Linked DNA regions of Mus musculus: region 1 is linked to region 2. Evidence: chromatin loops called from intact Hi-C (ENCODE). Cell type or tissue: left cerebral cortex. All regions are shown on one strand.

Region 1 (8,000 bases), 600 kb before region 2:
CATAAGTATCTAGCTATACAGTTCATTGGAGTTAAACAAACTGCATTGTGCTGTCTTTATCGTGAGAGAGAGAGAGAGAGAGAGAGAGAGAGATTTGACTTTATAGTGCATTATATCCTGTGCTCTGTCACTCTGTGGGTGCATTTTGAGGTCACAGTTAACGCTCAATAAACGCAAGTCTGGGTGGAGTGTCTCTAAAGGTTTAAAATCAACTCAACCCTCAGCTGGAAAATTCTCCGAGGTCAACACCCCTCAGAGCCAGCAGAGGGCAGTAGAGGACCAACCCTTGCAGAGCTACTCAGAGATGAAGAGAAACCTAGGGCTGGGGGCCAGGCATCTCTGAAGACAAAAGCTGGCTTCACATAGCCAGCCTCGAAGCTATACAGCTGTCCAATAGCATAATGTTATTTTCCCATGAATTCCAATTCTTCCTCCCCTCCCAGACTGTGCAGCTCTGGTTCTGAGCCAGTACTTGGGGACATTGTCACCTGGAAGGCATTTTGAAGGTATTCAGGGTCCCTTGCAGACACAAGGGTTAGTAAGGTACCCCATCACTAAGAGGGGCAGTGTTCAGAAAACAAAAACCTGACAAACGTGGACCCTAGACAGACAAAGACGAGTTAGCTAAGAAAACAAACCGCAGCTCTCAATACAAGTCTCCCACCACTAAATCAAAAAACAAAAGTCCCCAGTGCCTTAGGAAACCTCAGTAGCAACAAGTCGCCATCTAACATGAAAAAGGGGTTCTCCTTTCTCCTGGCGCTACTTCTTGTCTCCAATGAATTAAAAAGATCAGGACTCTACTGCAGCTGCTTCCGACCCACCCACCCGCTGCCGCCACCCTTCCTTGCGAGGCCAGGCTGTCCGGATTTGATGTTAGCAAACGCAGGCTGGATTTCAGACCCGCCCCCCCCCCCTTCCCTCCTACCTCTGACTAAAAAGAGCCTTCTTTATGCAAATTAAAGGCTATGCCATTTGACTTCCTGGTCTAGGAATGGGTTGCTGGCATTTCTTTGACCTCTTAGGAGAATAATTAGGTGATCTTGTTACTAAGCAACAGAAAGGCAGGCAATAAGGCAGCTGAGCTCTGGGAGCAGACGGAGCTGGACTCCGGAGAGCTTGGGCCAAAGGCTGTGGTGCTGTGGGGACATTGAGCTTCTTGCATAGTGGCTGACACTCGGGAGGAAGGAACCAGTGTGGTTCAACTGTCTGTCTCTCCTCCAGCACAGACAGGCCCTTCACTGGGCAGAGTGCTTGAATACCTGTTGCTAGACAGTTGCTCACAGAGGGCTCAGTAATGCAGGCTGTGCAGACCTTGAGAAAGAGTCAGGATTGTGTTCCTTTAAAGGTAGACTCTCAGGGAGACTGGTTCCTTCCACGGAATAGTTCTGGATGGTGTTTTTGTAACTCAAGCCCCAAAGTCCCAGAGAGGAAAAACATACGACATGCAATTATAAGGGTTTAATCTCTCTTCTATATATATTTAAGATTTTACATATTCAATTCCCTATTTTAGATCCAGAGAGACAGCTCAGGCAGTAAGTGCTAGGTGCATAAGCATGAACACCCGAGTCTGAGGGTGTGGCAGCCTGTTTTTGGAGTTCCAACTTGCACAGCGGACGATCCTTGAGGCTCACCAGCCAGTGAGAGACCTTGTTTCAAAAAACAGGATGGATACACCTGAGGCTGGCCTCTGGTCTCCACAGGAAAGAGCACATGTGTCCTCCACCCCGCTGTCAAACCCAGGCACATACATACAAAACTTACATTAAATTGTACACACTAACCATTTTCATGGTAGCATTTCCATATGTGCACATACTACTCACTACTCATTGATCATATCTACCTGTCTCCCTCCCTCACCCTCCTCTCTCTCTCTCTCTCTCTCTCTCTCTTTCTCTCTCCACCCTTCACTCATAACAGTTCTTAGGAGCCCTCCTGTATGAGAGGGAAAGCATGGATTCTTGTCTCCTTATGTTTGGCTTATCTTGCCTGTGATGAGCTACTTTGGTTCCATCCATGCTTTTCCTATGGATAACAAGATTTAATTATTTTTGATAGCTGAATAGTACTCCACCATCTATATCCCATATTTTCTTTGTTTACCCACTGACTTTAACTGAGATAATTCCATCACATGGCTTTTATGAACAGTGCAGCAATAAACATGCATGCACGCATATCTATGACATGCATACATCTTCAGAAGTATTCTGACTGGACCATATGGTATTCTATTATTTTTAGTTTTCCGGGGAACTTCCACAATGAGTCTCACAGTGGGTGCACTAATGAACTTTAGGAGGCAGTGTGTCAGGTCCTTCTGCCCACATTTTTCCTTCATAGCCACTTTGACTTGGGTGAGGCAGACTCTCGTGTGGCTTTGGTGTGTGATTCTTTTCTCGATGAGGCCGAGGACATTTCTCCTTGTTCTTGCCTGCTGTGTGTGGGTCTTTGGGAGCATTCTCTTCAGGTTGTTGTCCATTTTCACAAGATTACAGGGTTTGCTACATGGTCTGAGCTCTTTTTGTTTTCCAGATATCTACTTCAGGAGACTGACTGAGGGTCCCTCCAAGTCTGTAGACCGTTGCTTGGCTGCTTCTTCTGCTCTGCCTAAGCTTTTTTTTTTTAAATAATTTTATTATTTTAATGTGTTGGGGGTACCTCATGTGTGTCAATGCACCATGTACATGAAGTGATCATGGAATCCAGAAGAGGGTAATGAAGAGGCTTTGTTTCCTGAGCTAGGGGACTTCTGTGCAGCGGTAAATCAGCACCTGTAACAGTGTCTCTCACAGTCCCTCTTGTGATTGCAGGTATTCCGGTTTTACAGAGATATCTTTGATCCGTTTGGAGTTGGGTTTTATACAGGTTGAGTAATGGGAACATAGCTTCAGTCTTTAAATGGAGCAGAGCTGGAGGTAACACAGCACCGAATTTAAAGACACAGGGACAAAGCCACCATGTTACCAACATAAATACAGAAAGTCACATGGAATAGACTAGAGGACCCAGATGTAAACCCATGCCCTCTCATCCAGAATACTCTTAGGCATCAAAAACACACAGAATCAAAAACAGTTTCCTGAGGTGGCTGGAAGCTGGCTCAGTGGTTAAGAACACTGCTGTGTTTTGTTGGTTTTTTTTTTTTTTCAGATTTGGTTCCCAGCACCCATGTCTGGAGGCTCACAGTTGCCTGAGACTCCATCTCTAGATGATCTGACTCTTTCCTCTGACCCCTCTAGGCAACACCCTCCATATACATAAATATAAATAAAATAATCTTAAATACAACAAGACAACTAGAGACCTCTGGTGGGAGATAGGGAGATGTCACCCAAGACTGAGCCTTGCGTTCTTTGAATGGCATCTCAGGAAAGGACACTATGCAAACTGTTCACACAGAGATGGTGCCCTGAGCACCCCCAGTGTATGTGTGCTTAATACAACCCTGCAGACCTGCAGACTGTACCCTGCAATGTCACCTGGGCTATAAGTTCTCATTGTTTTTCAAAATGTATTAAGGTTGTTGCTGAGAAAGGACAGAGAACTAGAGAGTGGGAGAGGTGCTTCTTGAATGTGTGTGTGTGTGTATGTGTGTGTGTGTGTGAGTGTGTGTGTATGTATGTGTGTGTGTGTGCACATTTCCCAGGCTTCCCTTTGTCAGATGTGTCTCTTTGCAAAAGTGGGTTACTATCAGCTGAGATCTACTTGTTCCTTCAAAGGTACAACAAAGCCCTACGAGCAATGCCCTCACCTACTCTGAGAGCAGACAGGGGCTCATCTCTAGCATGGAGGCTCTAATCCTGCTCTCTCAGTCTCTATCTGTGTTCCTCAGCCTTCCCTGGACTGAGCCTCCCCCTATAGGTAGCCACAGTCCCACTGACCAGTGTCCCTGTACTCATAGTCAGCCCCAGTAAGAGCATGCTCTCATTTTTGAGCCCTCCAGGGAGGTTGTTACCTTAGTTATTTTTTCTATTGCTGTGATAAAACACTATGACCAAGGCAAGGTATAGAAGAAAGAGTTTATTTGGGTTTATGGTTCTAAATGGTTAGTATCTGTGATGGTAGAGTGAAGATACATGGGCAGGAGCAGGAAGCTGAGAACTCACATCTAGAACTGCAAGCATCTGTGTTTGCTCCAGGAGGCCTTGGTCCCCCGCATCCCATAGGCAGGTCTGTGCCGGGCTACCTCAGAGCACTATTCAGACTGACCTGGACCAAGGTCATCATGGTGCATGAGTGTTTGAACTATGAATCTTCAGAATTCTCAGTGGCTCCCTGTCTCTTGCTCACCTCTGCAGATAGGGAAGACGATACAACTGTGGCAACTTTAATGAGATTCACCCCACAGTTTTAGGTACTTGAATACTCAGTCCCCAGCTAGGGCTGCTGTTCTGAGAGGTTTAGGAGGAGGTGTGGCTTTACCTGAGGAAGTTTGTCACTGAAGGCTATGACAAGGAAGTGAGACATGGTGCTCCACTTGATGGCTCGGCTCAGTGGGGATCTCAGAGCTCTGTAAACAGTGGACTTAGTGTCTCCCTGCCATAGTCAGTCAGTGCTTGGGTCAAGGTTTAACAGAACCACCTTTGCACGAGACCCCCCCTTTCTCACTCCCGTTTGGAGCCAGCTGGCTTTCACACACAAGGTCTAAATGAAATGCTATCAGAACTCCACCCTGCTCACATCCATTCTGTCTGGTTTCACCCACCTCTAATCTCATTTTTTTTTCTCCTCTGGTGCTCATCAGCTATAGCTTGGCATCAGCTCGGCAAAGAGATGCCTCCAAAATTAAATTCACAAAGGCCTTGGCAGCTGGTGCTAAATCCAGTCCTGACGTCGTCGTCTTTTGTCATCATCTCCACCCTGGGTTGCAGCCAACTCCCAGACCTGGGAATGGAGAAAGAGAGTGGGGCTTCACGGTGGATCCTGTCTGGCATGTGGGAAGGAAGCTGAGTCATGCTGAGGGAGCGATTAAAGGCTCTTGCCAAAACGTACTCTGCTCCTTCTGGGGGGGGTAACCCCTATGATAGGCACGGCTGCCCTGTGGTCAGGAAGAGGCCTCAAAATAATCAGGGCTGCAGCAGCCCTGACTCTCTCTTTTTACAAATTGCTTGAGGTTGGGCCTCCCTGCTTATTCATATTTCATGCTCTGCCCCTTTCCAGGCTGAATGGGTAATGGGTTGGGGAAAGCAGGGAGACCAGCGTGGCTACTTGGTAAACTTTGGGGGATTGACCGCATCACAGGCCTTTAATTCCCTTCAAAATTGCTGTAAAATATACTGTTCTTGCTCACTGTTCTACACAAAATAATATACTGTCCCCACTCACTGCTCTACAGAGCTGTTTTCCCCAACACAAGTGACATTATGCAGATTTTAAGCCAGCAAACCCCACTCTCTCTCCAACTCCACTGCTCATGTTTTTCTTTGAGAATTGTCACCTTCAGACAAGGCATTGCTGTCAACTTCCTCCTTGCCTGGCACTCCTTCACTGAGTTCTCTGTCATTGGCTGAAAAGACATCTTGTGCTAAGGGCCCTGCCTGGGAACATGTTTATATTTATAAATACATCATCTTTAAAGTCAGCACCAGAGGTTGTTGCCTACACTGCGTTCTCCCAGAAAGGCCTGGTCTCAGATTGAGCATCTCATTGTGTATGAACTTGGTACCTTGGCTCTATTTTAGAATGCTCAGTTCAGTGTAATTACTACAGTTTCTAAAGGAGTTACTGTGTAATTGCCACGTAGTTTATTTCGTGGTAACTATGCAATTAACTTGTCTCGTGTCTCTAAACGGAAAATACTGTAATTCTAATACAAATGTGTGGACTGTTAGTGTTCTTCGCCACGTTTAAAGTATTGTAGATGTTTTCTTTATTTTTCCTTCCTTTTCTTCAAGTAACATATAAAGTTTAGTCCATTATTTCTTCTTTCTCCCCTCCTCTTCTCCTCTCTTTCCCCCTTCTTTCCTTCTCTCTCCCTTTTGTCTTTTTAGGCTAAAGAAAGTTAAGATTGCTAAAATTTTGCTGGAGACCCCTAAATTATCAAGAAACTTGAGACATAAATATAGCAATAGTAGCTAAATTATCTGCAGGGATGAGTGCTGGGTTGGGACTCTTAAGAACCTCTTGAGGTCTGAGGGAAACTAAGAACGAGGCCAGGAGAAAGTTGGTTGGCCTGTTATTTACTTTCCATTGTATGACAGTTGGGTATATAAGGGAATTGGCTTGACTTGAGCCCTTTGTGTTTTCTGGCACAGGTGGGGCTAGGACTTGAGGGTGGGACTTGAGGCTCTATGAATGTCTTCAGGATATTCCACCTATTGTTTAAGGCAGAAGAAGGAGACAGATAGAATTGCAGAGTAATAAAAGGCTTTACAGACTGGAAGCAACTTCAGGGCTAATTACATCCTAGAAGAAAGTGGGATGTGCCAACTCAAGGACTTTTCCTTTCTTTCTTCCTTCCTTTCTTTCTTTCTTTCTTTCTTTCTTTCTTTCTTTCTTTCTTTCTTTCTTTCTTTTTTTTAAACTATCATTTGTCTGTGGTCAGCATAGTTAGTGTGTATATAGCACACTGAAATGATGGCTGAATTTCCCCCCATCTGACTCAGGGCATAGCCCTAGGCATAATTTAGGTCCATCTAATAGACCCATCTGTCCATCCCTCTATTCCCATATCCAAAGCATATAGAATGCTTAGGCTCTGGGCAAGAAGGAAGACACACTTCTGTCTAGTGGGAGTAACCCACAATTAAAGGATAAGCAGAGAGCCTGATGCTGGAGCTCACTCACAGCTGGGAGAGCAACTCGCTCCAAGCACAAATGCTGTGTGGGCCCTGGATGCTCTCCAAGGTGCCGAAGAAGCAGCTGCAACCCACCCTCCTAGAGCATACAGAGAACAGATGGGAGGACACATGAGCACACGGAGAAATTGTGGGGGATGCCATGTTCTGTGTTCTTCAGGGAGAAGGAGAAAATATGGGGAAGGCAGGGCTGTACTGGACATGAGGGCCAGGGAGGAAGGGTTCTGAAATAAGTGATCAAGTCAGAGCCTTGCCCTTGGAGACATTTGAAGAAAACAGCCTTTAAGTGTGGAAGCTGGAGACTTTTGTTTGTGGAGCAGAACGCTGGAGCCAGTGACCTGGGGCAGAAACCCCAGAACCAGGCCAGAGAGACTGAAGACAGTTGCATGGAAAGGCTAAGTGTGTAGGGCCTCACTGCCATCTTGGCTTTTCTGCCTGCCGGGAAAAGTCATGGGGAGATTAGATGTCCGTCACCTAAAATTCCCATGCTCTTGACAACATCTCAAGATTCTGGTTGTCAAAAGTGAGGGTGATGGATGTGATGGTTGTCCTGGAGGTGGGATGGGGCCCGAGACCCCAAAGCACCCCCTTTCTCTGCTTCTCACATACGCACACAGACGTTTCCTCACCCTGCTGAAGTAGGAGAGCCTCGGACTCACCATGACTTTTCCTGGAGGCTGTGGAGGAAGCTCAGAGCAGCTGTGTCTGGAGTGCCTACAGGCTTGGCGGGGGCCTAGTGAGCATTCTTGCCTAGGAGGTGGTGAAGTAATTAGCTGGTGAGCTGTTTTCTGTTGGGAAGAACGGGGTGAATCATGCTATCAGAATGATACAATTATACTGGGTATGTTGTGGCAGCATACTGTGTCTTGATGTGTAGTTGTAGTTAGCACGTAAGTGATTGAGCATTTCTGCTGGTGGAGTCCCTACTGGGAAGTATGACTAATGTTGAGGTGACAGCCCCTCACATATAAAGTGTGTTCGAAACAAAGGGTGGCACCAGGACCAGCTATGTCCTTGGCTCTCACCCAGGCTTCAAGCTCCCATGCAGTCATGTTCTTGTATGAGTTTAGACAAGAGTGTGGGAAGGGGGCTCTCAAAGCATGATCATGTGTATATATCGACAATTTATGTCATGTGACAAGGTTGCTTTTTTTTCTTGTGTGCATGTGAAATGGTCAGTGCACATGTATGTAG
Region 2 (8,000 bases):
ATAGGGAGGGAATGAAGGAGGAAAGGGGGTAGTGGTCATGTGAATGGGCAGGCAGGCAATGGATGAATGGGAGACTCTAACACCTGCGAGGTGGAGTGAAGGCGCCTCCAGTGGTTGTCAACCTGAGGGTCATGATCCCCTGGGGTGTAGAATGACCCTTTCACAGGGGTCACATATCAGATATCTTCCATACCAGCTATCACATCACAATCCCCAAGAGTAATAAAATTAGTTATGTAGTAGCAACAAAAATAATCTTATGGTCGGAGGTCACCTCAATCATATTAAAGGGTTGCAGCATTAGGAAGGTTGAGAACCACTGGTCTAAGCCATGTATTCATAGCACAGGGGCCTTTGAGAAGCATCATGGGTTTCAGAGGCAGCCATGGAGAAGGCCCACACTGTTTAGATGCAAAGAGCAGACAGGAGCATATGAATGTCTGACTCATGCTTGGGTGGAGGTGCAGAGCGTAGAGCACGGTAGACACCAAGCTGAACACGTAGAACGCTTCCCACCGTAACTCACTGAAAGGTGGAAGGTCACGATCTGTAGTGCATTCTTGGGCACAGATGGCTGCAGGTCACAGCTGTGAGCCCACAGGGGAACATCCAAGAGCCAGTCCTGAAGTGCCGTGTAAGGCAGGATGGGTGTGCAGAATGGGTGGGGCTGCTGCACGTTCTATGTCAAAGCACAAAGCAATGGCTTGACACAGATCAGAGCAAAGTGTCCAACGAAAGGAGAAACAAATAGCAATTAAGTTTCTGTTTCCTGGCTCTGCTCTGGCTGCCAGAGGGGAGGGGTTTGCCTGCAGACTACAGGTTTGTTTCTGATTCAATATCAGAAAGAACATTAAAAATCTGAATAATGGCATTTATTTGGTAGAATATTTCAAAATCATACATTTTTTTCCACAGAAAATTCTGCCTTAATCTATTTCTTGAAGTGTCTTTCTTTCTGTCTTTCTGTGTATGTCTCTGAGACCAAGAGTCTCACCTCACTTTGTAGCCTAGGCAAACCTGACCTCATTATAAAGCCCAGGCTGATCTGAACTTTGCTATCCTCCTGCCTCAGTCCCCTGAGTGCTGAGATTAGCTATGGTGTGTGTGTGTGTGTGTGTGTGTGTGTGTGTGTGTGTGTGTGTGTGTGTGTGTATGTGATTGCTATAGCAACTCATAAAGAAAACATTCTAAAGTAGAATGTTTGAAATAATTACTCTAGATATCTCAGAAGATTGCAATTGAAAGCAGAAAGTATTTCAATTGTAAAATTTTGCTTCAAATGGGAAATCTTTATAGATTGCCTCCAAAATACCCACTTTTCATTCATTCATGCAGTTCTAGCATGCTGAGGGCAGTTGTAAGCCGATGGCTCACAGAGAAACCTTGAGGGTAATTCTACTATTTTCCTCTCCTCAGATCAGACACCACAGCAAGGATGCTATTTAATAAGCAGAATTTCTGCTTAGACTTCTAAATGATTTCCATGAAATACTGAAGTGGGGCGTCCAGAGGTCCCAGTGAATTTCTGTTATCAAAAGAAGATTTTCCACCAAACCCCATCCCCACTCTCCCCAGTGCCCTGTGCTGTGAGGTGCATTATATCTCAGGGATGAGCCGTCACACAGCGGAGACAGCTCTGCCTGATACTTAGAAGCAAACTGCAGCATTGCAGGTGACATCATAGTAAATGTTTAATAAACATCAGGCTGCCTCCTCCATCAACGCCCTTCTGACTAGGAAACTGTGACACACTGGAAAGTTGGCTTAGGCCATCCTGCCCTTGCTTCAGTGGGCACCAGGACAGCTGTGGTTAGGAGCTCTCTCCTGGCCCCATGATGACCACCCCCATACTGTCATGTTGGGCACTGAATACAGCCATTGTGAATGAAGAATAATCCTTACACTAGAAAGACTTGCCCAGAATCTGAAAGTTGATGGACTAGTGTCAGGCTAGGGACCCTCATGCAGGTAGTTCATGCCTACAAGCCATGACTAATATGAATTCCCTTTATTCTGCCTTCCAACCTCCTGGGGTAAATGTCACATGACACAGTGAAGCTAGAGAAAAACGTGTGTCCAGAGTTTACCTAGTAGCATTTTATTTCCAAATTATAAACCTAGGCCAACGTTCCTCTCTCCTACAAAAATTGAAATTAAAAATTTGCCTTGAAATACATTTTACTTAATGTTTTCAGCCATCCACTTAATCCTTAGGCTATGAAAGATTACAAATTTGCATTTGCTTTAATGAATTAATCCACTGGTTATGGTTGGGGATATGGGCACTTTATTAAAAATGCACATGTGTCTCACAGATATGTAAGGAACTGTCAGGACTTCTTGTATTAGCAGATCTAACATCTTCCCCTTCAACAAGTCAAGAAAAACAGGCTTCAAAGCCCTCCTCATTCCCATGGAGTAGAATGGACTTTTCTGGACCCTCAGGTGGACCAGGAAGTGCAGGTTCTATTGGGGGTTCAGCCCCCCCCCAGTCGGGAGGAAATTAGTATTTGTAATAGAAACCCATAGAGCCCTTACCACCACCCAGCTTTATATCAAAATGCTCAATACCTATCTTTTCTCATGAAAACCTTTGTTCTCCACAGAGAGATCCGGGTCACAGATTCACACTGCAGATAACGTGTGTATCTAAAACAGGAACCACCCCGCTTACTGCTCCATTTGGAATGTACTCTGTGCCTTAACACCTCCACCATCCTCAGGAAAGCTTGCTTAGCTCAGCCACAAAATCAGCCTGCCTCAAGGACCAAGGTCCTTTCTCTCCAGCTCTTGGCAAGCCTTAGAGCGTAAGCAGGCGGAAAGCCTCAAGATGAATAAAAAAAAAAAAGATGTTTTATATTTAGATATTAGATGACAGCTTTTGCCATCATAAAATAATAGTGCCGTGCTTGTTTGCCCTGCCAGGTTGGAAAGTTTATTTGTATAAAAATAAATCCAGTGGCCAATCTATTCACTTTGAAAAAGAACAGTGTGGGAGGGGGGAGCGTCTCACCAGGTCAGCAGATCCCCACATAAGCCATGCTACTGCCATTTGTACCTGGATGAGCTTCAGCCACATTCCTGAGAGGGGAAACAGAGTGGCTTATCTCAACTTTTTGAGCTTCTGTTCACCATGTGTCAATGCCTGACACCCCCCCCCCCCAATTCAGTTAAAGGTTGCCCATTACCCAGGTGTAGATGGGAGGCTCATAGTTAGCCCTGTGAATCTTCCCTTCCTTGGGTATAGACGACAGACATGAAGCAAGCCTGACTCCAGAGACCCCTGCTGCACACCACTGGCCTCTATTTGCTTCGAATTTTCACCTTTGAATAAGGATAAAAAGGGGAATGCCAGGGGCTGGAGAGACGACTCCATTTTTTTTTTTAGCAGAGTTTGCTGCTCTTGCCGGGAATCTGACGTCAGTTTCCAACACCAAAGTCTGGTTGTATCTTCTTGTCATCATGAAACCCAGAATCCCCACAAATTCCTCAGTGTGGAGTCTCCCTTTCTGAGCTCTTGTATCCTGGATCACCTGGGTTTTCTGCAGCTGTGTACCACTGCACATCACTGTTGGGTCACCCCTAGGCTCAGGTGAACAACCTCTTGTCCGACCGTCCTCTTGACTCTTTGGGTAACTTTTCTTTTCCCCCTTTCCCTCTCTCAGTGCCCTGGGCTAACCTTCAGCAGTGTAAGCCTCACACTAGGTGGTATTGTCCACATCCTTGTCAGGGTCCCTTGAGCCCAGAGCCTTGTGTCAAGGAGGTACCTGGCTCATGCTTGCCCAGCCTGATGCACAGCTTATGTAGGAAGCACTTTACTGTGGAGCAGTTGTGCACGTGGAACATGGAGAAAATGAGTAAGACAGTTGCCACCCAATGATGACAGAGGACTGCATGCATCTTAAGAGAATTTGCAGGAATCTAAAGGAAAATGTTAATTTATATTCCTCCATCCCCAGAAGACTATTCTGTAAAGGTTTCTGTGGAGGGAAGAGAGATGGAATAGACATTAGGAAGGCTTGCCCATGGAAGTCACCAGCATCCATGGTGATGGAGTGAGCTGTGGGCCTTTCCACATCCTGGCCTCTTTGCTGTCACTCTGTTTCTTTAAGGATGAAGAAGATTGGAGAGAGGCATATAAAAATGCAGTCACTTGCAAGCCGTTCTAATGGATTGACATGGTACTAGTGTTGTCATGGAGATCAAAGAGAGGCCCTTAAGGATATGGGGGTTGAGAGGGATTGAGAGGCCAAAAGGAATGGTAGCTGCCGGGGGGGGGGGGGGGGGGGGGTGGTGGTGGAGAGGGATAGGGAGGAGGTCTGCAGAGAACAGCAAATGAGAGAAATGAATGTCAGGAAATCAGGACCATTACTAGATCTGGGGGTGGCAGGGAGGGAAAGGAATAATTAAATAGGGTAAACAAGTAACCTTTCACAAGAAGCAAGCATAATGGCAAATGTGACCTCTGCCCCAGAGTATACAGTTCCTTCAGAGGGATTCTAGAAAAGGAGAAGAGATATTACTCACTTATGAAATCACAGGTGTGGGTGTGTAACACCAGGTTCCAGGTGCAAAGGGGCTCACTTGCAGGGCTCCTGAGCTTGGACATAGAGTTACTTTGCTTGTTCTGTTCCCAGGCACATTAAGTACTCTTTTATGTGTTTTAAGAGGAGTGCTTGCCAGGTGGGATTTTGCATAAACCTATAAGTTTCTCTCCAGTGGTGTGGTGGTTTGAATAAGAATGGCCTCCGTAGGCTTATATGTTTGAATGCTTAGTTATCAGGGAGTTGCACTACTTAGAAGGATTAGGAAGTGTGGCTTTGTTGGAGTGGGTGTGGCTTTGTGGAAGGAAGTATGCCACTGGGGGTGAGCTTTGAGGTGTCAGTATCCTGTGCAAGGCCCAGTCTCTCTCTCTCTCTCTCTCTCTCTCTCTCTCTCTCCCTCCCTCCCTCCCTCCCTCCCTCTCTCTCTCTATCTGTTTCTCTCTCTACCTCTCTCTTCCTATTTCTGTATATCTCTCTGTTTCTCTGTGTGTGTGTGTGTGTGTGTGTGTGTGTGTGTGTGTGTGTGTTTGTCTCCCTCTCTCTCAGCCTAGGGATCAGAATGTAGTTCTTAGCTACTTCTCCAGCACCATACCTGCTGACTGCCATGTTGCAACCTTGGTGTGGACAGAACAGGAGGAGGACATGTTAGTGACCATGTTCCCAGAAGACCTGGTACTCAGGCTCACAGCCAGCTCCTATGAAGCAGCATGCATGCAGAGGGCTTCTTGCTGAGTAAGTCTGAGGAAAGGTGTTGAGGCACTACCCTCCAGAATGAGTAGGGTTTGGGGAGTAGAATGGAGGAGAATATTTTTTGTGTAGCAGGTGTTTCTCAGATGGACTGTGTAGGAGAGCTGAGATGATGTTGCTGCTGGTAGAGGTGACAGTGGTGATAGTGGTGGCATCAGACATGGCAGGGACCACGGAGGTTTGGGCAGTTGGTTTGCCATCAGTGAGCATGATGCTTCAGAGGCAGGGTAGCAATGGCCTTGATCTTCCCTCCTGCAACATGCTCCTCATTTTTTAGGACAGTATTAACAGCCTTGTCTACAGGATAGCTAGCAATTCCATGAGGTACCAGTAAAGGAAATACAGGCAATAGCATAGAACTTATCCAAAGCATAGAAGATGGAATGATGTCACAAATGCATCCCCTTAAGCTAACCCATTTCTAACAGAGTAATAGCAAAAAAATCCCTGCTCATCAATAGCCAATCAAAATGCAGCTTTAAAAATAAGGCAGTCTACTGCAGGGACTTGAGTCCCACAGATAAGGTTAAAAATGGAAAATCTAGTTTGCAGAGGTGCTAAATAGCATTTGTGGTTGCAAATAAGTTGCAAAGCAATAATATGAATGTGGAAGAGCACTTAACTAAAGTCAAACATCAACATAATGGAACACTGTTCTCAGAAACCGTGAAGCAAAGAGGAGACTGTGATCTGAATAACATAGCAACTGAGAAAAATCAAACACAGAACTGTAGACTATAAGTGGAGGATACAGGAGGGAACAAATGAGAAAAATGAACCAGATTGAAACATGCACAGGCTCACACAGGACTTTCAACTTAGGCTCCTAAAGAAAAATCAAGTAATGATTCTACACCATGTTTTTGCCAAAGCATAAAATAAGAACAGCAAATGCTTTATTCCAGAATAAGGACAGAAATATAGATATTTAAGATAATATAATTTTTATAAATTTTAATTTTCATGTTTCTTTCACTATTTTATATGTGTATACAATGTATCTTGACGTTATCCACTCACTCCTCTCATTACAATGTATCTTGAGATTAACCACCCCTCATGTCCTTTCTTTACAATGTATCTTGATGATATGCTATTCACCCCTCACTTTTCTTCTGGCTCCTCCAGGACCAGCTCATCATATCTACCTCTCCATTTCATGTCTTTCATGTATAACTTTTAACCTCCTGAGTCCAGTTAGTACTGCCAACATGCACAGGGCTATGGGGTCACTCAGTGAGGACATGGAGAACTTACCAATGGCAGCAATCCTAAAGAAAAGTGACTCTACCTTCTGCTACCATCAACTATCAATAACTTCTCAGAGAAGAGTGGGGCCTTGGAATCTCTTTCCCTGCCTAGGCTGGAATTTTTAACTGGTTTGAAGTTGTGCAGCTGTGTTGGTTTTAATTTAAACAAAATCTTGTTTAGTGAACAGAACTGAGGACTTGTTTATCTTCTGAGGAAACCACATGTGACACTTTCTAACCTGTTTAGTAAACCACATGTGATACTTTCTAACCTGTCTAGGAAGTCACTCATGACTCTTCCTAACCACAAAGAGGATCAGGACAATTGTCCCATCCAGATCACACATTTAATGAACACTTCCAGGCCTAAAGATGCATCAGCAAAGCTCTTCCCATAGCTGCTTAGGCAGATTCTAAATCAGCTGCCCTAGATAAGTTTTCTTTTAGGCAATTGGCTCCACTGTATACCTGGCTGCATAGCCCTCATGCTGCGAAGGACTGGCTTTCTCTTGAAGCCCTGCAGGGATCCATCTGAACAATTAGACAGAATGCTTAATGGATATGAATCTAATTTGTAAAAAATTATCATTTATAGTTGAGTCACTTATCTGATAATTACAAAAAATCTACATGAAATGAGATAAATCTCTTTGTTGGTAAAATCATCTTGCATATAATGATTTTTACAGGAAAATTAATTTTATTAACTAGCTAGAGGTTATACATGTAAGTCAGCAGGTGCAGTGTAGCAATTTTGCTGGGCCTAAACTCTGACCCTAAAACTCTAAAATCTTTGTGTTCTTAAAGACAAAATGAACCCATCTGTGTTACAGCAAAGCAAGTATGAACTCCCACACCAGGGTCACACCCTGGCACTGCTCAGTGAAATAGTAAACAACTAACATTGCTGATTTTCACCTGTGGGTCCTCACGTGTGTTCAAACAGCCCATCAGGTAAAGACAACTGCATCCCACAAAAACCACACAGGAAGAAATTTACTATAAGAAGGCTCCCATAAATAAGCACGTGCAGCTTTTGTGCATTAATTAAAAGTTTTAAAAACAACAAATAAATAAAGGAAGTACTATTCTCTGTGGCACAGATTGCATCCTGAAGCCAGCCTGGGGCATTTGTTCAGTCGGGAAGGAGAGCACGTCAGGCTACACACAGTATCTGCTGAGCGCATCCAGGCAATGCCCCCTGCTCAGCATGTTGTTCTCTTATTATCTGCACCCTTCTCTATGCACTGATGATTTTCAGAGACTTGTTCTGCCCTGGAACTCTATCCATCTCCTCCCATCATACCTCACCCTTGTGCCTCTGAGCACCCTCTTCCTTTCCTTCCCTGCCAGCTTTTCCCACACACCCCCGACTCCACTTGCTGAGCCCAGGCCATCCTTACAAGCCATGAGCTGTTTTTCCCAGATCACATCTGCCTGTTGGCTTTAATTTGACAGC

What was found. Hi-C counts contacts between places; a loop is a spot of excess contacts. Peaks named below come from ENCODE experiments on the same cell type or tissue, not always from the same donor. Only the 100,000 strongest peaks of a DNase experiment are listed, where the experiment ranks them.
Region 1: it touches region 2 in a loop (4-fold over the local background); 17 of 42 quality-filtered maps call a loop at or near these places.

What each region holds. Positions count from the first base shown.
Region 1 is chr16:97,285,784-97,293,783 of GRCm38, reverse strand. No RefSeq gene overlaps it. Among named protein-coding and RNA genes, the nearest start is that of Bace2, 67 kb to the left of the region's middle. In left cerebral cortex, CTCF peaks have their summits at 255 (motif pointing right) and 3,313 (motif pointing left); DNase peaks (open chromatin) are centred at 4,876, 5,446, 6,855, 7,560 and 2 more places; H3K27ac peaks cover 1,269 bases.
Region 2 is chr16:96,686,466-96,694,465 of GRCm38, reverse strand. All of the region lies in intron 16 of Dscam (DS cell adhesion molecule), which reads left to right. Among named protein-coding and RNA genes, the nearest start is that of Gm32509, 28 kb to the left of the region's middle. In left cerebral cortex, no CTCF peak of the experiment used is centred here; DNase peaks (open chromatin) are centred at 491, 2,696 and 3,897; H3K27ac peaks cover 1,241 bases.